Regions from separate parts of the Homo sapiens genome. Here region 2 is linked to region 1. The links are chromatin loops, found by intact Hi-C in ENCODE. Cell type or tissue: dorsolateral prefrontal cortex. All regions are shown on one strand. Links, peaks and the distances in the headings refer to the core of each region. The heading gives the core; the rest is flanking DNA.

Region 1 (16,631 bases), core at 2,995-10,994:
TTGCACTCCGCTTACCAATCAGGCATTTGAGTAGCAGGTTTTGGTATTAAGCTTTCCCTTTCCCTGACAGATCAAAATGCAGACTTCCTAAAGTTTATGAGATTTTCCTATTGCTAAGTCTTAAGTGGTGCAAAGTAGAGTAAGGATCACATTATAGAAGGTACAGCTTTATTTTCATGAATAAATATTGTTAAAAAACAAACAATATTGACAGATGGTTTTTATTTAGAATAAAATATTTAATAATTAATTTATTTATTTATCTTAGCTGTCTTGTACTTGGTTTCATTGTGAAAATGAGTTGTCACTTCAATAATTCTTCCCGGGGAACGTATATTCCGCAAAGGCCAAAACTCAAGAGTAAAACCAGTCATGGCTCCACTTAGCATTTCTAGGCTGTTACCCTTTATGAAGACGACATTTGGTCTTCCCCTGGTATATTTTGAATTTATATGAACATTCTAATGAATGATCTTATTGTGTGTGGTTCAATCTCCTGAGGAAAGAATTTTCTTCTATTTAATCTCAGGAAATAGGATCAGCTCTGCCAAAGTATTAGGGGCCTAAGGAAACACTTCCTGTATTTAAATTAAGCAGCTTTAAAACTGCTTAAAGGGGTCTCACTGATTAGAATTCCAGTGGAGAAAGCTCGGGAAGATTTCAGATTGTATCTGAATCCACTTCGCTTCTACTCCTGGTGGGAATTTTGAAAGGATTTTTATAGTTTCCTTAGGCAGTCAATTACAGATCTTCTTTTTCCAGTAATTTTTGAATTCATTATTCTCAAATATCGGAATGCATAAAGGAAAATATATCCTCTAAGCTATGGTATAAGACAGAGTGATTCAATCAAAGGTTTCTTACAGTTTGGAAAAAATTTTCAGTTTTTCTTACCTTTATTCAGAATTGTCTTGGGAGAAGTATGTAATCAAGACTTGCTGAGGAAATTGACTTTTCTTCATGACAGCAGCTCCTTGAGAACAGGGACATGTATGTTACGTCGTAACTTTTCCTAGAGCACCATGCACAATATTTTGTATAAAATATAAGCTCAATAAATGTGTAATTAAATTTACTGATGTATATTGTCTTGACAAATACTTATCAGGTATTACAGAGCATTCTGGTAATTGAGAAAGACATGGGTTGTTATAAGATTTGTTTTAAGGAATCCTTAGACCATTCTACTTGCAATCAGTTTCTCATACCAATGGGACTTTTTTGGTGTCAGTAGACTACTGCTAGCTGATAGGATGTTTGCTTTGACTTTTAACCCTATCCTAACTAAATTTAATAAAATAAAAGTAGAGAAAGCAAGAACAATATTTCAAAACCACTTTTTTTCCCCATATGGTGCATTATATGCAAAAAAAGTTATATCTAATGTGGTAATTAAAGGAAATTTTCACAAACTTATTGAAGGCATTGTATAATATTTTTATTCATAGTAATAAACAGCAAGTTGAAATATCCAGAAGAGATACAGTAATAAGAGGTAATATTTGTTGAATACTTAGATGGGCCACATGCTTCTTTACCCCTTCACATTCAAAAATTAATTTGATCCTTTCAAGCAACTGTGAATTTGGCACCATGATTAACATTTATATATGAAGAAGTCAAAGCTCAAAATGTTCATGTGGGTAAATTCTGGTTTAGGAACTAGGCAGAATGAACTAATATGGACAATCCATTATACTCTTCTTTCCTGCCCAGCTTCCACTTTTTAAATTGTGTTAAAATATATATAACATAAAACTTCCCATTTTAATTATGTTTTAAGTTTACAGTTCAGTGGTATTAAATACACTCCCATTGTTGTGCAACCATCACCACCACCCATTTACAGAAACTTTTTCATCTTTCTAAACAGAATCTCTATACCCATCAAACCATAACTCCCCAGTCCCCTTTCCTCCCAGCCCCAGAAACCCCCATTCTACTTTCTGTCTCTATGAATTTGGGACCAGATGAGCCACATTTTTAATCTCTAGGACCATTGCCTCCCAGAGCTGGGTCACATTTTCCATTTTTTTATTTGACAATTTGCTTTTTCATAGGCAATCGACTATGTTTTAGACCCAGTGTAAGTTTTTTCACTCCTAGGGATGTGGGCCTATACTAATTTCATAGTCATACTAAAGACCTTTGGCATTTTAGACCTTTGGCATTTGATCTGATGTTTCCAAGGACTTGCCAGAAGACTCTGTGACCTATCTACCTCGTATTTCCAATCCACATTTAGTTATCTGTTCCAGGACATCTTTGATCATTGGACTCTAATGAATTTGAAGAGCTCACCAAAGCATTTCATTTTGTTAAATGTTCCCATTGAGGCTTCATGTGCTACGTGGAGTTCCATTAATGTGTAACTCAGTGTCATTGCATTTAGACAAGGCCAGTCCACATGGCAGAAGAATTCTCAGAAAGAAGGAAGCCAGAACACCCGAAGGAGGCATACAGAGATGATAAACCAATATTGTTATTTATGACACAGAACATGAGCTTCAAGAGATTTTTAAGCCATTTTCAACTACTTTGTAAGAAAAAGCTGATAGGTCCATTTATTGGGTTTGGGAAAGAAATGTGGCTCCAGCACCATGACCATGCAGTGACAAGGTTAAGACAGATAAGCAAGAGAGTAAAAGACCTGGGCTGTCTTGCTCACGACTTTGGAGGGCTGGTGTAAAGTAAGCTTCTAGTTAACATTTGTTGAGTGAATCAACAAAACTGCTGTTAAATGAGATTTTCCAGGACACCAGATCAAAATATCCAAAACATGATCATCTCAAAAGAAGATTAACTCTGAATTTCCTTGGACTTCGAGAGGTAATGGGGATAAGCACTAACCATATGCTTGCTCCCTCTAAGATTCACTGTGACCATTCACTAATATGCTTTTCTATGTAAACGAAACTGATGGAAATGCAGGCCTGTGGAGCCAGTAAAGCTTTTGCCTGATCTTTAAAACTTTCCTGTTTGCTTATTTGTCTCCTATACTCAATAATACCACTGTGTGAGAACAGTGGGTGGAGTAATCTTAGATGAGTCACTTTGATTTCTCACCTATAAAGAAATGGGTTAGGCTGGGTGTGGTGGCTCATACCTGCGATCTCGGCACTTTTGGAGGCTGAGGCAGGTGATTTCTAGAGCCCAGGAGTTCAAGACCAGCCTGGGCAACATGGTAAAACCATGTCTCTACTAAAAAATTAGCCAGGTGTGGTGGTGCGCACCTGTGATCCCAGCTACTCAGGAGACTGAGGTGGGAGGATCAGCTAAGTCTGGGAAGTTAAGGCTGCAGTGAGCCATGATTATGCCACCGCACTCCAGCCTGCATGATTAGAGTGAGTGAGACCCTGTCTCAAAAAAAAAAAAAAAAAAAAAAAAAAAAGAAATAGGCTGTAATGAGTGAGCCTTGTAATCGATTTGTACCATAATCTTGGATTTTCTCCTTTTTTCCCCCCTTCTTTGTTCTTGCAACCCACCCCTGCTAGCTGGGTTTTATACTTGTTGATATACACAGAATTTCTGATTTTAAAAACCATTTGCAGATGGGAGGAGTACAGAAAGAAAACGGGGTGGGGCTGGGTGGTGAAGTGTAAAGAGGCAGTGGAAGAAAGACTGATTCCTTGGCCCTATATTTTAAAGAGCTTCATAAGATGAAGAATGAATTCCCCAACAGGAGAGACTGAGCAGTGGTTTTCCTTCCTGCAGCGAGATGTTATATAATGTTCCTGAAAAGGCCTGTGCGAATCTCATCTCTGGCAGTCCATGAGCAGGAGGACTTTCTCTGGCTGGCTCCTGTTTCTACCCTGACTCACACGCTTTACAACGAAGCAAGCCGCTGCTCCCTTCTGGGAGTCCTGAGACAAGATTCTCAAGACTGGAAAGAGGTCAACAGGTTGTTGTAACCCCTTAGCTACATTTGTCTCTATTTTTCTAGATTGAGCAAGGATTTGCTTTCCCTTGTTTTAGGAATTACCCTGTCAGTACAAGCAGCTGTTGAATTAGTATGATGGGGAGGAAGGGGTTATCAAATTTATTTTATTTTATGTGAATTCTCATTTTTTGGAAAACAATCTATCCTGTAATTATTTCAGATGCCAGTTCTCAGTTTTGTAAAGTTAGGTTTATTGAGTTTTGGGGCATTATTTCCAGCGAGTTCTTATATGTATATATGAAAAAATTAATGTAACACTGAAAAGTAATTATTTAAAAAATTATGAATAGAATCTTAAAATACCTTAGGAAATTTATAGATTTTTAAAAACATATTTTCAAAAATTACCTTAAACATGTAAATCAGCTGTAATCTTCCAGTGAATTAGGAAACCCATGTCTTTGATGTTAACCCTCTTTACTAGGGACTAAAACCCCTCTTGGGTCATAACCACATCCAGTTATAGTGGAACACTAGTTGAAGACCCTGTCAGAACTCCCAAAGAATCAAAAATTACAACTGGGAATCCAAACAGAGATGCTCAGGTGTTCTTGAAAAAAGAAGGCTTGGCATGCAGAAGATGTTCAATGAATATTTATTAAATAAATACAACTGAAGAAGCTGATAACTGAGTTTCTTTAAAAAGGAGGTTTTTGAAGCTAGCTCCAAAAAACACAGCAAAAGCAGTGGCTTCATGGAGGAAACCACAGCATGGAGGACACTTGGAATTGACATGTGATGAACTCTGTGTCACGGATCTAGCTCAGCCTCTGCTATAGACTTGTATCTGTGGACAAATTATTTCACCTCCATGGGCCTCAGTTTCCTCTCTGTAAAAGAAGAGGTTGTCAGTGGTTTTCAAACTGTGATTTTCTTTTTGTGATCTAAGTCTTATGAAGAATTATAATATACACACTAGGTAAAAGTAGACCCTCCTGGGTTGCATCTGGGGAGGCATTCTGGAGTCCTACCTGCCCTAGCACCCCTCAACTTGACGGCACACAGCTGTAAAGTGACCAGGCTTAATGATCTGTTAGGTCACTCTCCAGCTGTGACATTCAAGGGGAGTGCTAATAATCAGTGTTACAAGGAGCTGTCTGGAGGCCAGTGGAGGGTTTTTGAGGACGTATTTTGAGAAGTACTTCTTTAGAGTGTCATCTTCTCCCCTCAAACCTATTCCGACCCCTGCAGTCTCTAACCCTGTTGATGGCACCACAATCTATGTTGTCTCCTATGCTGGAAACCTAGGAGTTATCTAAGACCCATCCCTCAGGGTCCATATCCAATAAAACACTATCTTCTTTCAGTGTTGACCTTTGAACATTTCTTATACTTACCGTTTCGTCTCCAGCCCCATCTTCACCACCAGAATTCAGGTCCTTATCCTCTTTCTCTTGATCCTTATCTTCTTTCACAACAAACTCCTGGTCAGTCTACAGACCTTCAGTCTCCTTCCTTCCCTATATGGTCATTCCTTTACATAAAGTCTTTTAATTGTTCTCCGTGACCCATAGGACAGATCCCATCTCTCTGGGAGGGCAGAGAAGGTTTTCCTAGTCTTTCCTGCCTCACTCCCATCTTTCTCATACCATACTTCATGCTCTGGCAATATCAAGCTGCCTGGAGTTCTTTGGATATACCATGTAGTTTTACACCTTCACTCCTGGGGACATAGTAATTTTTCTTCTATTTTGCCCTCTAATGTCTTCTCCCCCTTTTTTCTGTAGCTAATTTCTAATCTTTCTTTAAGTCAGTGCAAGTGTCTTCCCTGTGAAAAGCCTTTGCTGACCCCTTGGCTGAGCTAAGGGCATCCATGTATTTCTTAGGACTCTGCACATTGCTCCCACACTATATTAAAATTATTTGGGTACATGTGTCTCTTCTACTAGATTGTAATTCATTAGTGACTAAGCCTTGTTTCTTTCTATCCCTCTTCCTCCCCAGTGCATGACATCCACTAGGCACTCAGTAAGTGGCCTATCGTGGGATTCTCTCTGGTCTCAAAACATCAGCTCCCTGATTTAGCCTCACATGAGATCAGTCCAGAGATTTAAGTGGCTTCAGGGTCATGCGAAGGGCTAATATGAAGTACAATACTTTCAAAATTTAAAAACCATGTTTTCACTTAAAATAATATTTCTTCGATCCTAGCATTTATCATGAAGCTATTTTAAGCTTTGAAAGTACTGTTTGCTTTTCCTCTTAATAAACTCATCATTTAAGAAGAGAAAAGTCAAAATACACGAGTGAAATACACATTGAATAAATTTACTCAAGTAGACTTTTGAGTCTTTGAGTAAATTTCTCATTTTACCTCTGTCGTAACATGAGCCTTCTGGAGGGTGAATGCCTGCTATGTTCCTCAACCCCGGCGCACATGAGACTCTGGCAAGAGAGCCATCCTCTTCACTATGCAAGTCTCCTTCTCCTTGCCTAGCATCTGAGCCACCAGGAGCCTATATGGCACCTCTGTGTGAATTGGGAAGGCAACTCCTTTGGTGTGATGCAACCCCAAAGGCATGGGGTTTAGAAATAGGACATTGCCTTTGTGCTAAGAAAAAAGTGACTGTTCTCTAGGGAGATGGCTCCAGAGGGAGTAGAGTTGGCTTTGAGCCCCTCTACCAGGCACCTTTGTGAAGTGCAGAGACTGACCCTGCCTAATGCAAACAAAGAGCCACACATCTCCCTCTTGCCCCACATGGTAATCTGGGGCTGCCAACCAAGCCCTAAAGGAGTAGAGATGGTCTCTCTGAAGAGCATGTTGGTGGGCTTTCTTGTTAAGCCTAGCTTGCCATTCTGATGGAGCAGTAGCATACTGTGGTGCTTTCTGAGCTCTGACCCAGAGGAATCCCTTCTTTGTCACTTTGTATAGCTCATTTTGCTAAGTGACAAAGCTGAATCTGTCACAACATGAGCCAAACAAAATAGCGATCACCCCCTCACATGTGTGGAGCCTCTTCACTTTGACGCACTCTGTGGTAAGCGTTATTCACGAGCAGTTAATTATCGGTCTTCATGCATAAAATGAATGTGACATTGGAGACAGATGTTTATTGTTTGTTACATATATATATTTTTTCAAAACTCCAGCTACCGAAATTGGCTGAAATTACCATCATAAAGCACTGCCTTTGTACATTCAGGGTTGTATTCTGATCCCTGACCTGCAGGAACAGCACACTGAGGGGGTAATATACACATGTACAGACTTTTCTTTTTATTGACAAGATGAATGGAATTGCTTTAACAACTGTGCTCAGGCTGAAACAACTGCTGAGTTCCACCAGGGGCTGCTGTTGAACTTCTAAAAAAAGATCATCTTTTGGAGGAGAAGGGGGGTAGTGGCGGATGGGGAGGGAGGGATGGGAATGGGGGAAGAGGAACAGAAAAAAACAAATCTTGGAAGAAAACCTGACATTTCTGTCTGAGGTGAAGCATGCTTTGCTGATGCCACACATGGAATGTTTCGGAAGTGTCAGTAATAAATACTTCTATCAGAAATCTTCATATTCTATATTTCTGCTTATCATACCCCAAGGAGAGTCATACAAAGACATAGCTGTCAGGGTCTAATTTGGATCTGAAAACTATGGCGGTTGTCAGGCATCTTTTCCCATGTGTGATATTTATCTTCTCTCACAAACAAACTGAGTGCAGGGTTTTTAATTAATTTCCAAGTGTCTCCCATGGTAATTTTACCCTAATATATTAATACGATGATTTAAACCATCATTCAGAGACAGACTTTTGGTTGAAAATCACTAAAGGCTTAGATGGTGTTTAGTGTTATCAATAAGCTACACGTTCGTTGGTTTGCAGGGAATCAATAAAGTTGCCCTTTCCTCATTTTTATTTTTAGAGGCATCAGTGGGATTTTATCTCTTTTAAGTATATTAAGGAAATCACGGGTGAGCTGATTTTGTTATTTTTCTTCTTTTGATTGGAGGAACTTCTTAGGCTGTTTCTCTTACTGCCTGTGGAAGGCTTACTTTAAGAAAAGTTCTTGATTTGATGATGAAGGAGTGGATTTTCTTCTTTAAATAGTCCCCTTCAGAAAAACTTGATTTTTAAAAAATAAAGGTGCCAGAAATAGGCCACTGAAAGGGGTATACCCCTGATGTATACAAACCTTTTGGGGGACAGCAAATGAATTTATCTTTTCTTTCCCTGCCCATTAGCCTTTTCAATAAAAGATGTGGAATAAAATGCATAATAAAAATTTTAAGGACAGGAGTAAAGTTGGAAGTGTAACACATGTTTCTTAAACAGTGTATTTTAAGAACAAATGAACATATGTTAATAAGCTAGCTTTAACCATTCCACAGTGTGTATATAGACTTCAAAACATCATGTTGTATGCGGTAAATACATACAATTTTATCTGTCAATTTAAAAAATAAATAAATTTCAGAAAAAAACCCCAAACAAAACAAAACAAAAAAAACCTAAATGAAAATGAAAGTGATGTCTTCCATAATAAGAAGTCACATTTAGAAGAGCTTTATTTATTTGTTTTTGGCAATGCTTGTATCTTTATTTAATATTATTATACTCTTAACTGAAAGGTTGCCTCAGATTTTATAAAGATTTTTTTCTCAATTCGCCTTTAGGATATTTGATTACTAGGGTGATAGGGCAATCTTTCAAGAAATATTTATCTTTCTCTGAAAAAGGCATTCAAACATCATTGAAAACCCATAGCAATAAAAGGTAGATTCCTAGAATGTTATATGAGGCTTTTAATGTCAATTAAAGATGAAATTTTTGGAAATGCATGAAACTCCTTCATATAGAATTGGAGATTGCATCTGTGACTTTTTTTCTGTATGGGGGTTTATTTCTTTCCTTCTCTCCTCAGTCCTCAGCCCCAGCCATAAAAACACTTTTCCTAGATCCATTAGGAAAATTTAATAACCAGATATCTCTCTAATGAGAAAGGATTTTTTAAGTTTGGCTGCTCTGTGCTAGTAATTTGTATTTTTTTCTGGTCTTGCATGTTGTATGTAAGCACCACAAAAAAATCAGCCTTTTAAACAGAGATTGATTCTGACAGCTTTTATTTTATGTGATTTCCAAGAATTGATATAGGAATGCTTCTTAATTGAAATAGTTCTCCTTTTTTGGTTTTTATTTTATTGTCCTTTACTTCTTGACATCTTGTACATTAAATCAAAGGCTGTTTTAGAGACATGAAATGACAGCTTTTTCAGAGTCCGATTCTGGATCCTGATAGATCTGCATTTCTCAAAGCAGACAAGTTGCTCTCGCCAGCCTTGGAGAAGCTTCCTGCATGATGGGCACGTCACCTAGAAACAACATAAACTGCAGGTTAATCACCGAGGAACGGCTCATGTCAATTCCCCACTGCCCTGCTTCCTGTCTAAGAGGAATAAAACCAAGAGTGACTGTTTCTTTGCTATTTAATTTAACAGAATCTGAACTCAACTTTAGTTTGAAATTATATTTCCTCTTGGCCAGGATGGAAAGGCTACTCATGTCATTTAGTAACGCGTTGTAAAGAAAAATCAAAGCGTCCTCATGGACTGTTTTTCCCTGTCGTATCTGCCAGTGATGAGAGAACACATAAAGTGAATGAGACGTGACACAGGCATGCACAGAGAACCCATTTGTTACACTGAAATTCTCAGGAAAATGCTATTTGTGTTACTGTGATGTTTTGGAGTTAGAAAAGAGTTTTTTGGGAAGAAAAGTGTCTTGATATCAGTGAGTAGAAATAAAAATGAGACAGGATGCAAAAATATGATAGCACAGTAAAGAGCAGCACAACAGAGCAGACCAGTCCTCCTTAGAGGTAAAAAGTAAACATCTTATAATGGGAACAGTAACAAGATGAGTATTAGAGATTTGTTTTTCAGTTCTGCCTAACTCTTTGTAACTTTACAATGTAAGATTCAGAAATTGGAGCCAATTACCATAATATGTGGTGGTTTGGTGGGAGCATGTTCTACATCAGACAGTTAAAAGGTTTTATTGCTATTAGGAGCAAGTTAATGCCCTTGATAATGTCTCTACTTGCTTTGTAATGTCTCTTGTTGAAGTATAGAATTCTTTTATCTTCTTATTACATTATGCAAAAACTTGAATTGAAAAGATATTTGCAGGAACATTTAAAGTAGTGCATCAATCAGCTTCAAAGAAGAGAAAATGTTCTCAGAATAGCTTATAAAAGGATAACTGTCAGTTTTATTTTGGATGAACAAAGGCGGCAACGTAAAAAGCACTTTATTGTAAAAGCATACTGTGCAATTCAATAAATATGCCATATAAATATAAAAGAGAAGAAAGTTCATAATTATCTGATGACTTAAATGTAATTTAAGTAATACTTTTAAAATGCACCTAGCAGTGAAGTACTCTTTTTCTATTGGGTTCTGAGTTCTAGCCACTAAGCCCCCATTAGGTGATAACTTAACTCTCTCTCTTTCTCTCACTCTCTCTCTGATAGCATAAGGATTTGAATGGATTAGTCATGGTCCCGTTTTTAATATATCTCTAAAAGATATAGAAAGAAGTATGTGTGGAAATCATTAGCAAAAATTTTAACCACCACTTAATGGTGCAGGCTTTTCAAAATGATTTGGTCTTATCTGCACAGTATTCAATTGTTTCTCATTGTCATTGCTGCTATAAGACAATTTTGAATTTGAATGTAACCGTATTGTGACTTGAAATAGCAGTTCCCAGTGTTTTATGTTTGTTAGGAAAAGCCATTAGCAGTGCAGTTTCTGGACTTTCTAAATCAGGGGTGCTTTGTTACTTTTTATGTAAGGGTACTTACAATTTTCTTATAATTAGAAATCTTTTTTCTTATTTAAGATAGATGGTTTTTAACTGTAAATGCTAGCTATACAAGCTTATTTTTCAAATGTTTCCCAGGTAATGAACTCTCACCTCATAAATGCTGCAGAGATGATTTTTTTCTGACAACTCTAAAAAATCTACAATGTGAACTACCTATTTAAAGAAAATATTCAGATCCACATGGAAAATATAACATAAATTTTTAGAATAGGAAAAAAATCATCTATAGAACTGAACTTCCCTATAACTTATGTTTCCACGCATGTCAATATGCATCTAAGCATGGACAGCCAGCTCCCTGCATGTAGAAGGCACTTTTCAAGTATTTGTTGATTAAAGTTGGAATATAAAAATATCCCAATCAGTAAAAATCTGTCTTTTGCTTTTTAACCTGACAAAGGGATACTAATCCCATATTAAATAGAGTAATATAAGTGTTCCCCCAGATTCTGGTCTTTTCAAGACTCAGAAGATTTCATTTGAAGTAAAAAAACCAGGTTAATTCATGCAACCACACTATTGTACCTTATAAAATTATATTAATGTTTGTAACACTTCTAAGAAATAATCTTCATTTATTTTAAAACTGCAAATATGGCACCTTATAATAGGAAATCAATTCATAACTTTATTTATGACATCATTTTGCTGGCAACTTGTTTCTCATGACTATTGTTCATGATACCTAATTCATTAAAGTAATTTTCTCCTTCTTTCAGTGGGTTTCCTACAGACTCTATAGCCAGTACTCAGTGCACTGCTGCTCTCTGAGATACCCCATTTTCTCATTGCTCCTTTCTTTTGGTATGTTTGGGAGCACTCTCATTTTGAAAGTACAAGGAAAATTATCTCATAAAAGAATGTAATAACAACAGAACTTCTGAGATTTCAAAAACGTAGAATTCTTAAGTTATTGAACTATGGGAAAAGCTGTAATTTATAACCAGTAAGTTAGTATGTTGTACACATCTGTGTACTGTTTCAGAAAATAAAGGTTGTTACCATAGCAACTGCCACATAACATAGAACATACGTTATTTGTGAGATGCCAGGCTCCGTGTTAAAAAAAAAAAATCCCTCCTCATGGCTGCTGCCTGGTGTTTCAAGGATTTCAGCCTTTTCTTTACTATAATAAGGGATCCTCTTTTTTAGTGTCCTGTTATTTTAAGTATTTTCCTTATTTTTATTTTCTCATTCTTTTAGGGTTTGTTAGCTATTGGTAAGTTTGTGTAGTACTGCTATGATTCGGTGACTGCCTCGAAGAGATTTCTCACCTAGTGTTAATTTGTTAATTTTTAAGAAATTAGAATTCCTCTTTCAGATATAGCAACATGTATGTGTTAAGAATACATTTAGTTATTCTGAATGCAACAGGTAAATGCAACTGGTAACATTTTATTTTGTGGCCCTTTGAAGATTTTACAATTTTGTATTGTATGACCACTATGGTATTTAACCACTTTTTAAAAATAAAAATGTCACCTAGGAGTATGTATTTTACAGGTGTCATTTTTTATTTTAAAATTTGTGTCATATTTAATTTCATTTGAAACTATCATATAATGACAAAATTTAACTTCTAAAGAAGTGTAGATTTCCAGTCTTTTTTGGTAAGTGCTAACGCCAAAGAATAAGAACGTTGACAAATAATTCTGAAGTCTCAATTTTAATCCAACTCCTTTTAGTTTTAAAGGCAGAATAATGAATGAATAAAAGGAAGGAGGTAATAAAGCAAAATGGAGGACCCTTTAATATGGCTGAGCAAGGGATCAGAATATCCAACCACTTTGAAATTAGTCTGAAAACAGCTTGACACATTAGAGCAACGATTTTTGGACTCATTGTTCTCATCCACATTATGGCAGAGATTTTTTATATGTATCTGTGAAGATTGGATTTCTTGTGCATGGTGAATTTTTAGCCCAGATTCAATATATTATTGCAAACACTGACATATTTTATCAGGTTAGAGGTTTTCCAAAGAATAGCATCTGAGTTTTCCTTTGCTGGGTACCAGCTTTCCCTAGAGACAGCTACCTCTGTATCTTTGGAATGGTTCTGTGTCACAAAAATGTGACACAGGATATCAATCCTGAAAACAAAACACTTCTGGTGAAAAATGGCAGAATAGATAATACTCCTCCTTTCTTAAAAAATAATAGTTTAATCAATAAGCATTTATTAAACATCTACCATGTGCCAGGCACACTTTTGGGGACATAAAGATGAATAACGGAGCTTCCCTGTCTCCAGGGAACTCAGAAATTTAATCAGGCAGAGAAGAGCACCATTAACTGACACAATGAGCTGTATGCTGCAACCTGATCTTTCCACAGGTCTCATCAGTCAACAACAACAACAACAACAACAAACAGTAATCATAGTTGACATTTATTGAACACTTAACTTTTTGACAGGCACCTCAGATGTATTTTGTAATTCAATCCACACAATAGTGCTCTGAGGGTTTTTTTGACAAGAAACTGGGCTTACAGCATTTGAATAACTTGCCTAAGGTTACACAGTGGAGTAAGGGTTCTCATGCCTGTTAAACCTAAAATATTACCTAAAATAATATACCTTGACCACTTGTTGCATTGGCACTGCTACCGTCCCCATCCCTGGCACCTTTGTCTCTCACTGGGCTCTGCAGTAGCCACCTGATAGACTTTCTGGCTGCCTCTTGGCCCTATGGTCCATCTTCCAAAGACTGGAAATCTACTCTTCTTTAGCTCCCAGGGTGGCCTTGTAAGAACATAAGTCAGATCACGTGCTCCCTGCTTGGAATTTTCCAGTGACTTCCCATTACATGCAGAACAGAATCCCAGCCCTTTTCCATGGGTTACAAGGCCCTGCAGAATTTGCCACCTTTCCCTGAACCCTTAAACTTCATCTCCTACTGTTCTCCCCCTAGCTTGTTTACAGTGCTTTAGACCGGGATCAGCACACTTCTCAGCACAGGGCCAGGTAAATATTTTAGGCTCTGCAGGCCATGCAGTCTCCCTTGCAGCTACTCAGCCCTGCTATTCTAGCATGAAAGCACCCATAGATAATAAATAAGCAGACGAGTGTGGCTATGTTCCAATAAAACTTTATTGACATAAACAGGCAGCAGGCTGGATTTGGCCTGTAGACTGGAGTTTGCTGATCCTTGTTGTAGATTTACTCTTTTTTCTTTTCATTCCTCCAATTTGCCAAGGCTTTCCAACCAGAGGGTTCACCTCAGATCTTCCCTGGGCTGCCTCTTCTGGCCACTGCATCCTCACTGTGAATGAGAGATTAACCCGGCTCCTCTATTTAAGTAGTTTGCTCTACTCATCTCCTGCATTATTACCTACTTTATTGTCTTCACAGCCTTTATCACATGAAACCTCTCATTAATGTATTTGCTTACTTGTTTATCAACTGTGTCTCCCTCTGTAAGGTGAACATCCTGTGAGGAGGACACTTTTTGCCTCGCTCACTGTGGTGTTTCTACCAACTAGAGCTGAGCCTATGGCATGAAAAAGGTGCTCAGGAAGTGTGTTCAGTTGAATGGAGAACAAGCCTGACTAACTCTAAAGCTTGTGCTTTCTATGATTTCCCAATATTCCTCTTCTGGAAGAATGAGCTCACACCAATGGTAATTTGAGGAATTTGTCACACTGGATTCATGAGGACCTGGCAAAGCTTCACCACCACGCACTTCTGGTCGACCCCAGGGAATTTCTCCCATGGGCATGTGAATAAGGCTGACGTCTGCCCCATGGTGTCCCGGAGTATTGACCTCTCATGCTGTTTATCACTGCCTTTGCTGACAAAGTCCCATGGCCACTGGGTATCATCACCTCCATCAGGCTTCTGTGTCACTTCTCCTGCATAGTCTGCACTCACTGAGCACCTTGAATGTCTTGAGACACCACCTGTGGGTGTCACAGAGACCACCTGGTGATGCCATTGCCCCTGCTGCCACCTCTATCTGAGCACCACTGCCTCTGTCATGTGCCCAAGCCTTCTGCTGGGACTACCCTTGCTTCCAGCCCCACCACGGTGCCACCACTTCAATGAGCTAAGCTGCTTCTAGTGGATGGTGGAGTTAGATGATCACCCTCTTTCAATTTTCTCTCAAATTAGTGATTCTGAATTAGTGTGGCTTGTGCTCCCAAATTGAATAATTTTAAACTTTTACTTACCACCATCTCTCTTCCTAAATGTAGTACCTGATGCTTACGTGAGGCTCATTGTGTGCCTGGCAGTGTGGGGAGAGATTTACATACATTAACTTGTGCAATGCTCACAACAGACCCATATTATTTTCATCTCCACTGAGGCCAGAGGGGTTAACTGACTCACTCAAGGCAACCAGCAAGCAACAGAACTTAGATCTGAATCCAGGCAACTGGCTTTAGATGCATGCTATTAATCACCCATCTACAAGGACCTAGACATGTGTCTATGGGGCTAGGCTTGGGATAGATGCAAGAAACTGATACCACACTCCAAAGCCCTATTTCACAGTTACCCTGGGGGTAACAAGCCTAGTCAGTTAAGTCTCTCAGTGCCATGTGATTCCTGGGTGCACACCACTGGCTTGCTAGATCTGTGTAATTACATCTGAACTGAGGCTGAAGCAAGGACTGTTCTCCCCAGACTCTTCTTCGAGTAAGGTGCTAAGGTAGACGCTTGAACTGTGTCTTTAACACAAAGGAGTCATGAACTATGTAGGGAAGGAAGTGAAATTTGAACTGCATCCTGAAAGATGACAGTGTTTTTGCCAGAGACTTTAGAAATGGACATAACCAGACCAAGGGGCTAGTGCAACCTATATTCCTTACAAGACAGAGAACAGGCCAAGGCATGGCAAGAGAGAAGGATGAGAAAGTAGAATGGGCTGGAATTTGAAGAGCCTTGATGCTAGGGAATTTGGACTTCATTATCTAGGCAAGAATAGGAGTGGGAAGGAGAGGCATCTAGTAACAGCTTTAACACGTGAAAGCTAGATATCAAAGAGCTCCCTGATATTCTTGTTGAGTGGAGGTTTTGAATCTATGGTTCAAAGGCTACTTGATGTCTCCTTGGTCTCTGGGTGGTCTGTGGACTCCCCTCTTATAATATTGATTGGGACAGGACTCTACCTTCATGGCTGTCATGTGAACTAATGATTGACAATGGCCCTTATCAAAATCAGTTCCATTTTCCTCATTCCTTGTAATAAAGTTTACCCTCTCTACATCTGTTCCCACCGCCTGCCCCAGCAGTAGTGGGAGGTGATTCCTGAGTGTTGTTATATTGGAGTGGCCCCAAGAAGTTCTAGAACTACTGCTCCAGAAGACCTCAGCCATGGAGATAATGTCACACCTGATTGTCTTGAATGGCTTTATCCAGGTTAGCCAGTCTTCTGAGCCCTAGGTCAAACCTCCCAGCCACCTCCCAGCTGGGATGATTACAAATGGACTCACCCTTAGTCTAGTAAGTTGCCTGGCAAGCGTGGTCATCTCTGATGACTTTGGAGACTGTCCAGTTTTCATGTCCACTAATTAGGCAGTTATTCACGCTTCATTTCACTTACTCAAAGGGCTCCCTTCCGATCGGAACACTTGTGAAGTTCTTCTGTGACTTCACGATGTTCCAGATGAAGTACGTCTTCTTCCCTTTTGGAATCAAATGCCCCTCTAGGATTGAGTCTCTTTTACCCAAACCACTTTTGAATCTTGTCAACTTTGTCTGTAAGAAACATTTAGACTTATCTTACTCTTATCAGTACAGAGGTCTTACTTCTTTGGCAAGCATATATAAAACTGTAGGGGAGAGCAGCCCAATCCATCTGTTTTATGTGCCCTCCCTACTTCACCTGCTTCTCCCCTAACCCTTGACCACCCCAGCTTGAGGA
Region 2 (16,631 bases), core at 4,129-12,128, 170 kb after region 1:
TGTAGTTTTCTTTGTGTTTTTGATGTGTCTTTGGTTTTACTATGACGGTAATACTGTCTTTGCAGAATGAGTTTGGAAGTAGTCCCTTCTCCTCTATTTATTGGAATTGTTTGAGTAGAATTGGTATTAGTTCTTCTTTAAATGGTGGAATTCAGCAGTGAAGACATCAGGTCCTGGGGTTTTCTTTACTAGGAGACTATTACTGTTTCATCTTGTTACTTGCTATTGGTCTGTTTAGGCTTTGGGTTTTTTCATAAGATTGTGTTTTTCAATCTCGGTAGGTTGTATGTGTCTAGGAATTGATTCATTTCCTCTAGATTTTCCAGTTTATTGGCATATAGTTCCTCCTAGTGGCCACTAATGATCCTTTGAATGTCTGTGATATCAGTTATAATGTCTCCTTTTCCATCTTTGATTTTATTTACTTGAATATTCTCTTTTTTTCTTAGTCTGGCTAAAGGTTTGTCACTTTTGTTTATCTTTCAAAAAACCAACTTTTTGTTTCATTGGCCTTTTCTTTTGCTGTTTCAATTTCATTTATTTCTGCTCTGATCTTTATTAGTTCTTTTAGGAATTTGGGGTTTGGTTTCCTCTTATTTTTCTCGTTCTTTACGATGCAACATTAAGTTATTTGAAGTTTTTTCTCTTTTTTGATGTAAGCACTTATGGCTGTATATTTCCCTTTTAGAATTGCTTTCACTTTCACTGTATCCTACAGGTTTTGCTGTATTGTGTTTTCATTATCATTTGTTTGAAGGAATTTTTCAGTTTCCTTCTTTTTAAAAATTTTTAATAGAAACAGGTTCTTGCCATCTTGCCCAGGCTGATTTTGAACTCCTGGCCTCAAGCGATCCTCCTGCTTTGGCCTCCCAAAGTGCTAGGATTACAGATGTGTGCCATGATGCCTGGTCTCAATTTCCTTCTTAATTCTTCATTGACCTATGGTCATTCAGGAGGATATTGCTTAATTTCCATGTGTTTGTATAGTGTCCAAAATTCCTCCTCTTGTTGATTTCTAGTTTTATTCCTTTGTGGTTAGAGAAGATGCTTAATATTAGTTCAATTGTTTTGAATGTTTTAAGACTTGTTTTGTAATTTAATGTGTAGTCTATCCTTGAGAATGATCCATTTGCTAAGGAGGAGAATGTGTATTCTGCAGCTGTTGGATGGAATGTTCTGTAAATACCTATTAGGTCCATTTGCTCTACAGTGTAGATTAAATCCAATGTTTCTTGTTGATTTTCTGTTTAGAAGATCTGCCCAATGCTGAAAGTGAGGTGTTGGAATTTGTAGCTATTGTTGAATTGAATTCTAACTCTTTCTTTAGCTCTAATAAAATTTGCTTTATGTATCTGGGTACTCCAGTATTGGGTACATATATATTTACAATTGTTATATCCTGTTGCTGAATTGACCCCTTTATCATTATGTAATGACCTTCTTTGTCTCCTCTTATAGTTTTTGTCTTAAAATCTATTTTGTCTGATATAAGTTTAGGTACTCCTGCTTTTCTTTGGTTTCCATTGACATGCAATATCTTTTTCTGTCTCTTTATTTTCAGCCTCTGTTTATCTTTATAGGTGAAGTGCATTTCTTGCAGGCAACAGATCATTAGATCTTGCTTTTTCATTCATTCAGCCACTCTGTATCTTTTTTATTGGAGAGTTTAGCCCATTTACATTCAATGTTATTATTGATAAGTAAGGATTTACACATGCCATTTTGTTATTTGTTTTCTGATTGTTTTGTGTTTATCTCTTCCTTTTTTTCTTCTTTCCTGTCTTCCTTTTAGTGAAGGTGATTTTCTCTGGTGATATGTTTTAATTTCTTGCTTTTTCTTTTTTGTATATCTATTGCATGTTTTTTGATTTGAGGTTACCATGAGACTTGCAAATACTGTCTTATAATCCATTATTTTAATCTGATAACAACTTAACCCTGTTCCAAACAAACAAAAATAAAACTAATAAAGACTCCATGTCTTAACTTTGTTCCCTGCTTTTTAACTTTTTGTTCTTTCTCTTTATGTCTTATTGTACTGTCTATGTCCTGAATAGTTGTTGTAGTTATTATTTTTGATTGGTTCATTATTTAGTCTTTCTACTTAAGATGTGAGTAACTTACACCTTACAATTACAGGATTATAATATTCTGTGCTTGTCTATGCAGTTACTATTACCAGTGAGTTTTGTACCTTCAGATGATTTCTTATTGCTTATTAATGTCCTTTTCTTTCAGACTGAAGAACTTCCTTTAGCATTTCTTGTAGGACAGGTCTGGTGTTGATGAAACCCCTCAGCTTTTGTTTGGGACAGTCTTTATTTCTCTTTCATGCTTGAAGGAGGATACTTTCACTGAATATACTCTTATGGGGTAAAAATTTTTTCCTTCAGCATTTTAAATATGTCATGCAACTTTTTCCTCGCCTGTAGGGTTTCAGCGGAAAAGTCTGCTGCTAGATGTATTGGAGCTCAATTGTGTATTTTTTTTTCTCTTTCTTGCTGCTTTTAAGATCCTTTCTTTATCCTTGACCTTTGGGAGTTTGATTATTAAATGCTTTGAGGTATTTAATACCTCAAAACCTCTTTGGGTTAAATGCCTTGAGGTATTTAATACCTCAATACCTCTTTAGATTAAATCTTCTTGATGTTCTATAACATTTTTGTATTTGAATGTTGATACCTTTCTCTAGGTTTGGGAAATTCTCTGATATTATCCCTTTGAATAAACTTTCTACCCCTATCACTTTCTCTATTTCCTTCTTAAGGCCAATAACTTTTAGATTTGCCCTTGTGAGGCTATTTTCTGGATATTGAATGTGTGCTTTATTGTTTTTTATTCTTTTTTTTTTCTTTTGTCTCCTCTGGCTGTGTCTTTTCAAATAGCCTATCTTCAAGCTCCCTAATTCTTCTGCTTGATCAGTTCTGCTACTAGGAGACTCTGATGCATTCTTCAGTATGTGAATTGCATTTTTCAACTCTAGAATTTGGCTTGATTGTTTTTAATCACTTTAATCTCTTTGTTATATTTATCTGATAGAATTCTGCATTCCTTCTCTGTGATATCTTGAATTTCTTTTTTTCTCAAAACAGCTACTCTGAATTCTCTGACTGAAAGGTCACATATGGCTGTTTCTCCAAGATTGGTCCCTGGTGCTTGGTTTACTTCATTTGACAAGGTCATATTTTCCTGGCTGGTCTTGATGCTTGTAGATGTTCTTTGGTGTCTGGGCATTGAAAAGTTACGTACTTATTGTAGTTCTCACAACGTGGGCTTCTCAATCTGTGCCTGTCCTTCTTGGGAAGGCTTTTCAGGTATTTGAAGAAATGTGAGACCCAAGCCCAGTAATGTTGTGGTTCATGCAGACTTGTAGATGTATCACCTTGGTGGTTTTGAATAAGATCCATATGAACTCTTTGGATTATCAGACAGAGACTCTTTCTCTTTCCTTACATTCTTTCAAACAAATGGTATCTCTCTCTCTGTGTTAAACTACCTGGAGGTAGGGATGGGGTGATGCAGGCACACTGTGGCCATCACACCTAGAATTGCCCTGGCTCTGACTGGAAGCCAGCACAACACTGGGTCTTTCCAAAGGCCTGATGTAACCATTACCTGTCTGCCACCTATGTTCACTTAATGCTTTAGGGCTCTGCAATCAGCAGGTAGTGAAGCCAGCCAGGTTTGCATTCTTCCTTTCAGGTTGGTGAGTTCCCCCAGGCCCTGGGCGGGTCCAGAGATGCTGTCTGGCAGCCAGGAATCAGAGTCAAAAACCTTAGAAATTTACCTGGTATTCTCTTCTATTCTGGCTAAGTTGGCACTCAGATTATATGGCAAAGTCCTTCTCTCTTCCCTCCCCTTTACACAGGCAAAAGAGCCTCTCCCTGTGGCCACTACCACCTCTAGCCCATAAGCAGATCACACTGCCAGGCCACTGCTGATGTTCACTTAAGGTCCAAGGGTGCTTCAGTCAGTCTGTGGTGAATACTGCCAGGCCTGGGACTCACACTTTAGGGTAGTGGGCTCCCCTCTTGCCCAAGGCACTTCCAAAAATTTTGTCCAAGAGCCTAAGCCTGGACTTGGAACCCAAGAGCCTGCTTGGTGTTCTATTTCACTGTGGTTGAGCTGGTACCTGAAGCCAGCACATCTCAGAGTCTCATCCAGGGTCCATGGCATACTATCTGGGTATTGCTCTTGTTTATTCAGGGCCCAACAATTCTTTCAGCAGGTGGTGAATCCTGCCAGGACTGGGTCCTTCTCTTCAAGGAATAGTGTTCCTTTTTGGCCCAATGTGTGTCTAGAAATATTGTCTGGGGGCTAGGGCCTGGAATATGGGCCTCATAATTCTGCCAGGTGCCCTATCCTACTGTGGCTTATCTGGTATCCAAGATGCAAGACAACATCCTCTTTACTCTTCTCTCTCCTCTTCTCAAGCAGATGGAAAGAGTCACTTTTGTTGCTCTAAGCTTCCCTGTCTGAGGTTAGGGGAGGGGTGTTGTAAACACTTCTAAGCCACCCTGCCTGATGTCTCCCTAGGTCATATGCTGCCCCATTCCATTGGCTCTAAGTCCAGCATAGCACCAGGACTTGCCTAAGATTTTCAGTCTTTATGTCCTAGACTGCCTTTCAGGTTCACTTGGGACCCTAGTACGCTTCAGCCTGTTGTGGTGAGGCTTGCTGAAACTCAAATTCTAAGCACTGGAATGGGCCATTCTCCTCCGGCTAGGGCTGGTCCAAATGGTCCCTCTGTGGGCAGGCACTGACTGAGTTCAGCATGGTTTTACTTTCTGCTGTGACAGGGTAGCACAGAGTTCAATGCAAAGTCACTCAGTCACTGTGCTCTCCCTCCCCCAAGTGCACAGATTGTCTGTCTGTGCTGCACGGCCATTGCTGGGAGGAATGAGGGAGAGGTGTTATCTGTGAATCAAGACTGTCTCTCCTATGTCTTCAGTGCCTCTTTCAGCAGTATGAGGTTAAAACTAGGTTCTGTGATTACTTACCTCATTTTTGGTTCCTATGAAGGTGCTTCTTTGTGTGCAGTTAGTTGTTAAAATTTGGCGTTCCTGTAGGGGGAACAATCAGTGGAGCCTTCTATTCCACCATCTTGCCTCACCCTCAGATCTTTATTTTATATTTTGTATTTTGTATTTTTTTTTTTTTTGCTTTTCCTCTCTTTTCTTTATCAGAGCGGACAATAAGTTGTTTACTTTTTGGTGTTTTTAATCAATTTTATATTTTACTGTTTAGCACCTTTTTTCTTCATTTCTAAGTCATTCATTTCTCCTTATCTTTATTAACTTCACCTTTCTGCTTTTCTTAGCCTTATTTTGTATTTTGCAACTTGGGTGCCTAATTTACACATTTTCCTATTTCTTTTTGTATTCAGAGAAGTATTTGAGGATACTATTTTTCCTCTGACTTCTCTTTTAACTATTTCCATAAGGTCTTATATACTGTGTTTTCACTATTGTTATTTTCTAGATGTTCTTGAGTTTCTGTTTGAATTTGCTCTTTTATCTTCAACAATATTTTATTAGGAGATTCAGAAGGGCTACATTAGGAAATTCTTTTAAACTATAGTATTACCAATGATTGAACTTGAGAAAATTAAGTTCTGTGTGATGAAAGTCAATGAAAATGTGTGAGGGGGGTTGAAATGTTCTGTGAATCAGTAGCAAACTGCTTTTTTTTAGTGGAATTAGAAATAGTTAAGGCTGGAAGAATCTGTAGAGAAAACGAAAAGTGGAACTAGAGGCCAGGTCTAGGTAAAAGTAAAATGAGACACATTATCAGTAAGATGGCATCTGAAACACATTATCAAAGAGCACTATCCCCATCTCCTCAAGCCTTATTGCTTTCTTGATGTCTGAACCACACAGTGTCACTCTTTACATCTTGTGCTGGGTTATAATTGCTCATATTAGACTGTAAGCTCTTTGAGGGCAGAGAGTCTGTTCTTTGAAGTAACAATCCCTGGTGTTCACTCTACCTAGTTGTACTGTGGCTGATTATAGTTGGTGAGATCAAAGTGTCATAGACACTAAACAATGAAAATGCCATTAAATGAATATAAAACTTCTAGAAGATACCTGCTGCCAACACAAATTAGATTAGTTGGCATAAAAATCTGCTCTGGATCAATCACTTGTTTTAACTGTTTGGGTAATATTGCTGTCATGTTATAAATTGCTGATATAAATTTTTCTCAAGTTTCATAATATTCAGAAAGTGACTCTTTAAAAAGTTTCAACGTGTCTTTTACTTTGAAATCATAGTCTTTTGCACTTGTATTAGTCTTTGTTTGCTTTTCTCTGGTCTCAGCAAAATGCTTGTGTAACTGTCTGACCTTTTCACAAATTATGGCAGTGCTTAACAGTACATTTTTCTGGGCTTGGTCTTCTTTCCATATATAGAGAACTCAGAGCTGTCTTGCATGTGCCCACTTGGGCTACAGAAGTAGGGACAGTCATTGCTCTGGGTGTTTATAATGAAGCAGGTGGGGACTGAATGGATGATGGGCACATAGAAAGATAATTGATTAAAACTCACTTATACAAAGACAAAATCACTATATTTTAAATCCAAAGTTGGCCAAACCACTGTAGTGATTACTGCATCTCCCCTTAATAGTTAACAACTACAATAATAACAGCAACAACAACAACAAAGAGCTGCTGTCATTCATTGACTGCTTACTCTGTGTCAGATGCTGTTCTTAGCACTCTCCACGGCTAACTCACTAAATCTTCATGACCCAAGTAACTATGACTTTACTCATTTTACAGATAAGATAACTAATACACAGAGAGATTAAATTTCTCAGGTCCCTGAGTTAGTAAGTGGCAAATCTGGAATTCAAATTCCAAAGCAGTCCAGTTTTAGAAGCTTCTCATTACTATTATATGCTGCTGCTTCTAATACAAAATGATTGGGCTTTAAGTACTTATCTATTCAGTGGCTTACACATTATCAACAAGAACAGTCATTAGTGAAATCAAAGAATTTCAAAGCCAGAAGAAACCCTAGGGAGCAACAAGTTGGTCAGATCTCTCCAGTTTTCAGATGAGAAGTTGGAGGCCCAGAGAGATGGAAGAGCAGAATTATAGATATGGAAATGGACAGAGCCAGGAGTTGACTTCAGGTCTTCTGCCTCTTAGGATATTTTCTTTTTAAATGACATTAAATATTCTTTCCTTTGTTTTCATCATGTACTATCTTGTATAAAAGGTAGAAATTTATACTATTCCTATTTTTATTCTATAATTGTGCAAAAAAAAGATCAGGGATGTAATATTTGTTGAGCAACTGTTATGCGCTGGCTCCATAGTAATTCCGGGTTGCAAATGCTACTGTCCTTTTTATCCAACTGAGGAAGCCAAGGCTCAGAGAGGTTAAAAACTTGCCTGAATCCTAGGGCTAGTAAGTGTTGGAACTCCATTTGAATTCTTACTCATTGGACTTTGAAACCAACAGTCTTTGTACTCCCTGGACTGTCCATGGTTAAGGCCTTCAAAGAGTACAGACTTCATTAACCATATATATTTAGCTCTAGCTATTTACTCATTTTTCTACTGAGAGACATGCTCTCCTCCAATGTTGCAAATATGCCTGGTACATCTATTAATGATATAGTTTATTAAAAGGGAGGTTTTATGGATCTCTGCCTTTTGGTGAAAAAATTTTCTGGCAGAGTGCCTCCTGAAAAAAAAAAAATCTCCATTACTGAGAAGCCCTTTCATTTGTAATTGCTTCTTAGGTAAGACTATTAGATATTCCTCCCTAGCTGCTGTAGCTGGGCTATAAATTGTCTGCACTTTGTTTTGTTGGGATTTTGTGGTTTAATTGTTCCAAGTCACTTACATGGAGCTACATTTACAGACACAAAGAGGAGCTGGACTGATGTTTAGCTGTCTTGCACCAGCTTGTATTTTTGGATTAGCTAGTATCCCAGGAAAAGGGTTTGTATCCAAGATAATCCTTCCTCTGGACTGGTTTTCTTTCTGTGTTTTGACCCTCCCAGAAGCAGAAGAGTCATCTTGCCTCTCAGTAAAAGCAGAGAAGGGGAAATATCTTTGAATTGCTGGGTAGGATAGCTTCTCTCGCTCAGCATTTTTTCTGTTCTCCACAAGAAAACCTCTTACTGCAAAATATGTTTGTTGGTGGATCACAGACTTCAAACTCACAGGACCTTATCTCCGATACACTGAAAGTAAATGCAACATATTAAATAGTTTAATCAAAATGAGGTAGAGAGGCTATGAAGTGTCTGTAAACATTTGGTAAGCAATTTTGTCTTTTTTGCTGTTGTTCTTGTTCCCCTAGTTGCCATTACAATTCTTGGTTGGGGTTACTAGTGTTTGTTTTTAATCTTTAACGATACTGTCCCTTTCTTTGGCTGTTTGTGAAATCTCATCCAGGAATCTGATGCAAAGAAGCACGAGGACCTTCATTTTCACTCCAGTGGTTGTGGTGACTGTGGTGAGTCTGGGGGAACGGGGCAAGTTAATTGGTGGCGAGTTAATCCCCCCCCAAGAAATGTGGGGTCAGAGGCAAAAGACAAAAGCTTAGACATAGCCTATTATTTTCTTGTTTCCTTCATTTGCCTGAATCCATGAAGCCAGTGGGAGTCAATCAGGCAACACAAGGATACTCCAGTCTCTTTTCTTGCCTTCCTTATAAAGGCAGTCATAGGAGTTGGGCAGGTAGCACGGCCTATTACATTGTCCTGGGATCCACACCATCTAGCTGGCCTCACCACCGTAAGGCCATTTCCATCTGAAGGATCCAGGCAGTTCTTTACAATGTACCATTATAGCAGAACTGCTTCCTTACCTGAGTGGCATTTCAAATTAACATAATGGTATCCTAATGAGCTGTGCCACTTTCAACTTGCCAAATATGTTCAAAGTACTTTTCTCAACAGCAGTGTCATACCCAGTCAATCAAGTAATCCATTACCCACTGGCTCCTGGCTGAAGGAAAGGTCATACGCTTGTCTTGCAAAACAAAAGAGAATTGTTTCAAGACAGAGGCCAATTGTAGCATGTTTTAAATGCTTCTGGCTACCTGAGTGCCCAAACTTGACTAATCTCATGGTAGGGGTGAAACTTACAGAGCCAATTCTAATATAAAACAGCAGACACATAACAAACCAACAAACCCATTTCCAACTCTTTAACAAAGGGAGTTACTTCAGCTTTTCTTGGGAAAGAGGTGATTGTTATCCACATTCAGGAAGCCCCTGTGAGTTGTAGAAATGGGACACAGCAATAATCAAGAATGCCACTGAAGGAATATTGAAAAAGTAATTAGATTTTCCTTAGTTCATCATCTAATTAGAGGGCAGGTTAAAGTCCAAAGTAATGAAATTAAAATCTAACTACCGTTAAATCTGTAATGTTTTTTGCTGGTACCAGAGCACCTGGCACTGTAGGAGTCATGTGAGGACACAGAAGCCCCAAAAGCAGAGGAGTGTAAGGCTTTAGATAGAATTTGACAGGGCTCCATATGAAACAAGGGCAGGGGATGAGAACAAATTGACAAGATATCAGGACGTGTGATTCTTTGTTGAAAAAGGAATAATACTTATATATAGAAGTCTCAGTTTGCTCTGCTGCCAGATTATTCAGATTATGTTATTATAATAGGTCTAATAGGTCTAGTTTTCCTTTGTTAGTATACTTTTGTGGGAGATAGGCCCATTCATAGAAAATATAGACTTTTTAGCCATAGCAGTGTTTATTGCACCATTGGCAAATAATGAAACATTTGGACATTAGAATCAACTACAGGGATAGCATGACAATCCACAAAAGTACCTGGACTGAGTTCATTACATTTTTAACAGGAGAGGAATACACAACAGAAGAAACACGCACCCACATGAACACACACGGGCACAAAGAGATACTACAGAATGGGGAGCAATAAATTATTGGCCTAATTCGTGCCTGGTTCCAAAGAAAAGGGGCAGTTGGAGCCCCCCAGGCCATCTCACCGCCTTTCCCCTGACTGGGTCCCTCCATCTGGTAGTTGCCAGCCAATGTTGGAGGTCTGACCCATGCTTTTCTCTCCTTGGGAAAAGGTGAGTTTAAATATTTGGCTTCTTACTAGAGAAGACCTATATACAAACAGAATAGCCACACTGGCCTGAAAGGGCCAAAGTAGATAGCAAGTAAAGTTTTATGTTTCAGATATGAGCATGGGGTGGTGATATGGTTTTGCTCTGTGTCCCCACCCAAACCTCATCTTGAATTGTACTCCCATAATTCCCATGTGTTGTGGGAGGAACCTGGTGGGGGATAATGGAATCATGGGGGCAGTTTCTCCCACACTGTTCTCATGGTAGTGAATAAGTCTCACGAGATCTGATGGTTTGATAAGGGGAAACCCATTTCACTGGGCTCCCATTCTCTCTTTTTGCCTGCTGCCATCCATGTAAGACATGACTTGCTCCTCCTTGTCTTCTACTATGATTGTGAGGCCTTCTCAGCCGCTTGGAACTGTGAGTCTAATTAAACCTTTTTCTTTTGTACATTGCCCAGTCTCAGGTATGTCTTTATCTTAGAAAACAGACTCATACAGTAAATTGGTGCCAGTAGAGTGGGGTGTTGCTGAAAAGATACCTGAAAATGTGGGGGCGACTTTGGAACTGGGTAACAGGCAGAGGTTGGAACAATTTGGAAAGCTCAGAAGAAGACAAGAAAATTTGGGAAAGTTTGTAACTTCCTAGAGACTTGTTGAATGACTTTGACCACAAGCCTGACAGCAATATGGACAATAAGGTCTAGGCTGAAGTGGTCTCAGATGGAGATGAGGAAGTTGTTGGGAACTGGAGCAAAGATATGTGTTGTTGTTGTGTTTTAGCAAAGAGACTGGTGGCATTTTGCCCCTGCCCTAGAAATCTGGGAAACTTTGAACTTGAGAGAGATGATTTAGGGTATCTGGTGGAAGAAATTTCTAAGCATCAAAACATCTAAGGGGTGACTTGGGATGTGTTAATTCAGACTTGGGATGTTAAAGGTATTCAGTTTTATAAAGGAAGCAGAGCATAAAAGTTTGTAAAATTTACAGCCTGACAATGTGATAGAAAAGAAAATCCCATTTTCTGAGGAGAAATTCAAGTTGGCTACAGAAATTTGCATAATTAATGAGGAGCTGAATGTTAATCCCCAAGACAATGGGGAAAATGTCTCCAGGGCATGTCAGAGGTCTTCTTGGCAGCCTCTCCCATCACAGGTGTGGAGACCTAGGAAGAAAATATAGTTTCCTGGGCTGGGCCCAGGGTCTCCGTGCTGTGCACAGTCCAGGGACTTGGTGCCCTGCATCCCAGCTGCTCCAGCCATGACTAAAAGGGGTCAAGGTACAGCTTGGGCCATGGCTTCAAAGGGTGTAAGCCCCAAGCTTTGACAGCCCCAACATGATGTCGAGCCTGAGGGTGCACAGAAGTCAAGAATTGGGGTTTGGGAACCTCCACCTAGATTTCAGAAGATATATGGAAACGCCTGGATGCCCAGGCATAAGTTTGTTGCAGGGGCAGGGTGCTTGTGGAGAACCTCTGCTAGCACAGAAGGGAAATGTGGGTCAGAGCCCCCACACACAGTGCCTACTGGGGCACTGCCTAGTGAAGCTGTGAGAAGAGGGCCACTGTCCTTCAGACCCCAGAATGGTAGATCCACTGACAATTTGCACACTTCACCTGGAAAAGGTGGCTGTACTCTGCAAAGCTACAGAGATGGAGCTGCCCAAGACCATGGGAACCCACCTCTTGCATCAGCATGACCTGGATATGAGACATGGAGTCAAAGGAGATCATTTTGGAGCTTTAAGATTTGACTGCCCTGCTGGAGTTTGGACTTGCATGGGGCCTGTAACTCCTTTGCTTTGGCCAATTTCTCCCACTTGGAATGGCTGTATTTACCCAATGCCTATACCCCCTTTGTATCTAGGAAGTAATTAACTTGCTTTTGATTTTACAGGTTTATAGGTGGAAGGGACTTGCCTTGTCTCAGACAAGACTTTGGACTGTTGACTTTTCAGTTAATATTGAAATAAGTTAAGCCTTTGGGGGACTACTGGGAAGGCATGATTGGTTCTGAAATGTGAGGACATGAGATTTGGGAGGGGTCAGGGGCAGAATGATATGGTTTGGCTCTATGTCTCCACCTAAATCTCATCTTAAATTGTACTCCAATAATTCCCACTTGTTGTGGGAAGAACCTGGTGGGAGATAATTGAATCATGGGGGCAGTTTGCCCCATACTGTTCTCATGGCAGTGAATAAGTCTCATGAGATCTGATGGTTTGATAAGGGGAAACTCATTTCACTTGGCTCTCATTCTCTCTTTTTGCCTGTTGCCATTCATGTAAGAAGTGACTTGCTCCTCCTTGTCTTCCACCATCATTATGAGGCTTCTGCAGCCACGTGGAACTGTGAGTCCATTAAACCTTTTTCTTTTGTAAATTGCCCAGTCTTGGGTATGTCTTTATCAGAGCATGAAAACAGACTAATACAGGTATTACTCAAATGTCCACTTTTTCTTCTCCTATAGGGTTCTCTTCCTCTGAAGAGTTAGGAAAGAATAGGAGTTGTCCCCAAATTGTCCACCCCATCTTCATACACTCCTCCCAATGCCTTCCAAGCCCCCAGGCCCACCCTGCCTGAAATTCCTGCCCATGGTCCCCATGATACCTCCATAGGCTGCAGCTCCCTCCAGGCAGCCATTAGAGGACTGAGGATGTGGTTCACCCACACTGGACTGCCCATCTCTTGTTCCCCAGTACCCTCTCACAGGGGTGTACAGGTATGTTATTGAATAAAAGGTTTAGGGTAAAGGGGGGATATTTAATGTTGTTCAAATTATGACTTTCCCCACATTCCATGGAAAACTCACCTGAAAAGAGAAATTTTAATGGGGGTCCTCTCATAATTGCCATAGTTGTTAACTTTGTAGGCCACTTTTTTTTTTTTTTTTGAGATGGAGTCTCGCAGTGTCGCCCAGGCTGGAGTGCAGTGGCGCAACCTTGGCTCAGTGCAAGCTCCACCTCCTGGGTTCATGCCATTCTCCTTCTTCAGCCTCCCGAGTAGCTGGGATTACAGGTTCTCACCACCATGCTCAGCTAATTTTTTATATTTTTAGTAGAGATGGAGTTTCACCATGTTAGCCAGGATGGTCTCGATCTCCTGACCTCGTGATCCACCCACCTCAGCCTCCCAAAGTACTGGGATTACAGGCATGAGCCACTGTGCCCAGGCCTGCATTCCACTTCTAAGTTAGCCCTTTCAGCAAGAATGTATGTATCCTTCTTCTAATCTCCACCACATGACTCTCTATGCGTCTTTATCCACAGAGGTAGATATTATTCTCCATCCCCAATTTTAAAGTCTGTGTTGCTCAGTCTGAATGAAAATTCCCCAGAAAGCTCCCCTCATCTTCCATCCCCAGCCCACAGAATAACACTGAGTCTGCAGAGTCATCCAGGGTAGACCTGAACACCAATTCTGGTCACCAAAGGTTGTCCCACAGTGTGAGATGTAAATATGCTTCTTTATTTTTCTAAAAATTAAAAAAAATTGGACACACATACACACACACACACACACACACACACACACGCACACACTGACTTTCCAAGGCCACTATCAATTTTTAGAGACAGTCCAGCGGAAAATCATAGCATGAAACACTTTTACAACAGCCTGGTTCTTTGCATGGTGCTGTTCTCACAATGGCACCGCTCACATTTTTATGTAGCATAACAGTAGTTTAACTCATCTCACTCTTTCTCTACTCCCATCTTCAAATTGTGTTTCCTTAGGCCCAAAAGGAATAAAAAACAGAGCTACCCCTGAGCCACATACTTGTTTGTGGATGCTCCCCTAGCCAGATGAAGTACAAGGCCCCTGCTAAAGCCTCATAAAGCCTCATTAAATTCTTAGGTCCAGGTAATCTCGCATCTGAGTCTCTGCCTGGTGGCTGGGGAACAGGTGTGTGCATGTGGAGGTTCATTCTTGCAGTTACTTCAGTAAATGCTGAGTAATGTACATCATTTAATAAAGCATATGAGACAAAGCATGTCACATTTTAACCTGTCAACCGTCTTTCCATTTAAGTCACATTTTATAAGATAAGTGATATATCTAAATGCTTTATTTCTAAAATCCCCTTCTTGGTCTGGCTGGTTCACCCCTTCCCACACTTCAGGTCTGTTTGTGTGTCACCTCTGGTCTTTGCTTATGCTTTTCATCATAATACCCTGTTTATTTCTTTCAATCTTGCATTTATTAATTTACTTGTTTATTACTTGTTTTTCCTTTCTAGAATGTAAATTACTCCATGGAAAGACAATATCTGACTTACCCACTGTTGAATATCCAGCATAAGGTACATAGTAGTTATCCATAAATGTTTGCTAATTTGAGAGGGCAGAATAGCCTGGAGGTAAATAGTGTGTCTTGAGGGCCAGGCTGCCTGGCTATGAATCCTAGCTGTCCTCTTTACTAGCTGTGTTCTGTTCCTTCTGGAAACTCAGTGTCAGTGGAGCATCCAATTCATAGAGCCTATTCCTGAGGCACTTCTCTGTGCCTGTTTCTCCATTTTTTTGAACAGAGATAATAATAGTCCCTATATCACAGAGTTGTTGTAAGCATTAAATGAAGCATAAAAATATATGAAAAGTGACACATATTGAATACTATGTGAGTTAGCTGGTATTTTAAATGATTTTATTTACATTAATTGAAAGCATATTGAATGCCTTACGTAACAGGGCCTTTGCTAGTATAACCAAGACCATAAACAGGCATGACTTACAAGATGTTATCAGTATGCCCCTTTGTTTTCCTTCTACTACCCCTTTAATTTTTTTTAGATAAGAATATTGGGGATTTTTTTGCAACAGAATGAGAACTGGCAGACTTGATGACTTTTCTAATCTCAGTTCTATGACTAGAATCCTCAGCCCAGTGTAAAACCTAACTCAATTTCAAATTAAACATTCTCCTCTTTCCCAGCTTCTGGTAGGTCAGGAGCTACCTTGGTAAGAGGCAAAGGCCACTTTTTTCTTTCCTTTTGCCCTTTATTCACCCCTACCCTCCCTGCCCCCTGCCAGGATGCTAGTCACAGTTTCTGGCCCTTTCCTTTTAAAGCACAAAGGAGTAGGTGGAAAAGGGAAAACAGAAAGTTCTTACTAGAGTGATACTGTCATAAGATGGCTTTGGATTTTCTAGGATAAACAGGTGTTCAAAGCTAATTCCCATGCACTGGTTTCCATGGATTCTTAGGAGGCTCTCTGCTGGGACCTGCTAATCAGAAGCTTGAGAAGTAGCACTTCTTTTTTTTCTGGTGGCCAGTATCTCTTTTGGTCTAGTTTTCCAGGAATCCACTATAGGCAAAACTGTCTATTGACATCCTTCAGTCATCTAGGCGGTTCTCTTGGGCAATACTTAAAATGGCTCCAGGCTGTATCTCTTCCATGGTAGGAAATACTCCTGTATTCTTTACCTTGATATTGGTGGAGTACAGTTACTTCCCAAACATGGCAGTCTACTTTACCTTAGCACCACCTGAGGCTGATAAGCACAGTTTCTCATTTCCAGATTTTTCAGGCATATATCAAGACCAGTCTTCTGATCCCTCTCTCAGACATTCAGGGGATATGTACAAGGCAGAGGCCATTCAGTGGTCCATTTGAAGTTTTTGCTAAGCTGGAGCTGAGAAATCAAACAGCCCCACTACTACCCTTGGGGCAGCAAGCAAGAGATCAATTGCAGAGATTTTCCCAGAGAATACCTTCTCACAAGTATTCTTTTCAATTCCACCTCCTCACTCTTTTGAGTGAGAAGGCATTTACATATGCTTTGAGAGTTTTGGAGCCTTCTAACTGGTTGTTAGCACATCTTTGGAATTTCTGTTTTGTGTTCTGGTATTTCACTTTGCAATTTTCCATTGTATCATAGAAGCTCAGTCAAAAGTTCCAATTTAGGGGGCTAAGATGGTTGACTAGAAGCAGCAGCAATTGGAGGCTCCCATCGAAAAGAACTATAATGGCATACGAATCTTGCCCTGGCAACTGAGGTATCCAGGTTCTGTCATCAAAACTGACTAGGCAGCTGGTGTAACCCATAGAGAAGAAGGAAGAGCAGTGTGGTGTGTTGGCCCACTTGAGAACCACACGGGGCAGGGGAGCCCCTACCCCCCAGCCAAGGGAGGCAGTGAGTGAGCATGCTACCCAGCCTGGGAAAACATGCTTTTTCCACGGAACTGTGCAACCCACAGATCAGAAGATCCCACTAGCAAGCCCATGTCACTGCGGCCAAGGGTCCCAACCACAGAGCCGTGCAGATTCTCAATAGCCACTAAGCTAGAATCTGCTTAAGCCTGCTGAGCTCCTGGGGGGAATGGCGACCAGCACCACAGCTGTGGCTGCCTGCTGTCTAAGCTGTTTGAGACCCTTGGCAGGGTGGGAGGGTGATAGCCAACACTGGGACTGTTAGCTGCCTAACACACTAAGCTTCCAGGGTAGAGGAAGGATGGCAGCCCTCTCTGTAGCTCCAGACCATGCTTTTCCCTGCTGGAGCTGGGGATGCTGGATGGCTTCGTCCCAAGAGGTATCCCCCACAGCCCAATACA

Evidence for each region. A loop is a pair of places that touch in the nucleus more often than their neighbours do. Peaks named below come from ENCODE experiments on the same cell type or tissue, not always from the same donor. Only the 100,000 strongest peaks of a DNase experiment are listed, where the experiment ranks them.
Region 2: it touches region 1 in a loop (2.3-fold over the local background); 26 of 110 quality-filtered maps call a loop at or near these places.

Annotation. Positions count from the first base shown.
Region 1 is chr1:95,301,948-95,318,578 of GRCh38, forward strand. It overlaps LINC01760 (long intergenic non-protein coding RNA 1760), which reads right to left and starts at 16,316. Exons shown (of 2, transcript NR_135588.1): 1 at 16,201-16,316; 2 at 8,981-9,246. It overlaps LOC105378864 (a long non-coding RNA gene), which reads right to left and starts at 16,036. Exons shown (of 3, transcript XR_947612.3): 1 at 15,964-16,036; 2 at 14,935-14,990; 3 at 13,841-14,027. LOC105379825 (a long non-coding RNA gene) reads left to right here and starts at 16,400. Exons shown (of 2, transcript XR_001737799.2): 1 at 16,400-16,467. RefSeq lists an enhancer at 7,066-7,360. In dorsolateral prefrontal cortex, for the core only: CTCF peaks have their summits at 7,223 (motif pointing right) and 7,425; a DNase peak (open chromatin) is centred at 7,241; H3K4me3 peaks cover 2,256 bases.
Region 2 is chr1:95,466,897-95,483,527 of GRCh38, forward strand. LINC01761 (long intergenic non-protein coding RNA 1761) reads left to right here and starts at 7,841. Exons shown (of 4, transcript NR_033966.1): 1 at 7,841-8,279; 2 at 8,418-8,478; 3 at 9,848-10,084; 4 at 10,443-12,460. In dorsolateral prefrontal cortex, for the core only: no CTCF peak of the experiment used is centred there; no DNase peak of the experiment used is centred there.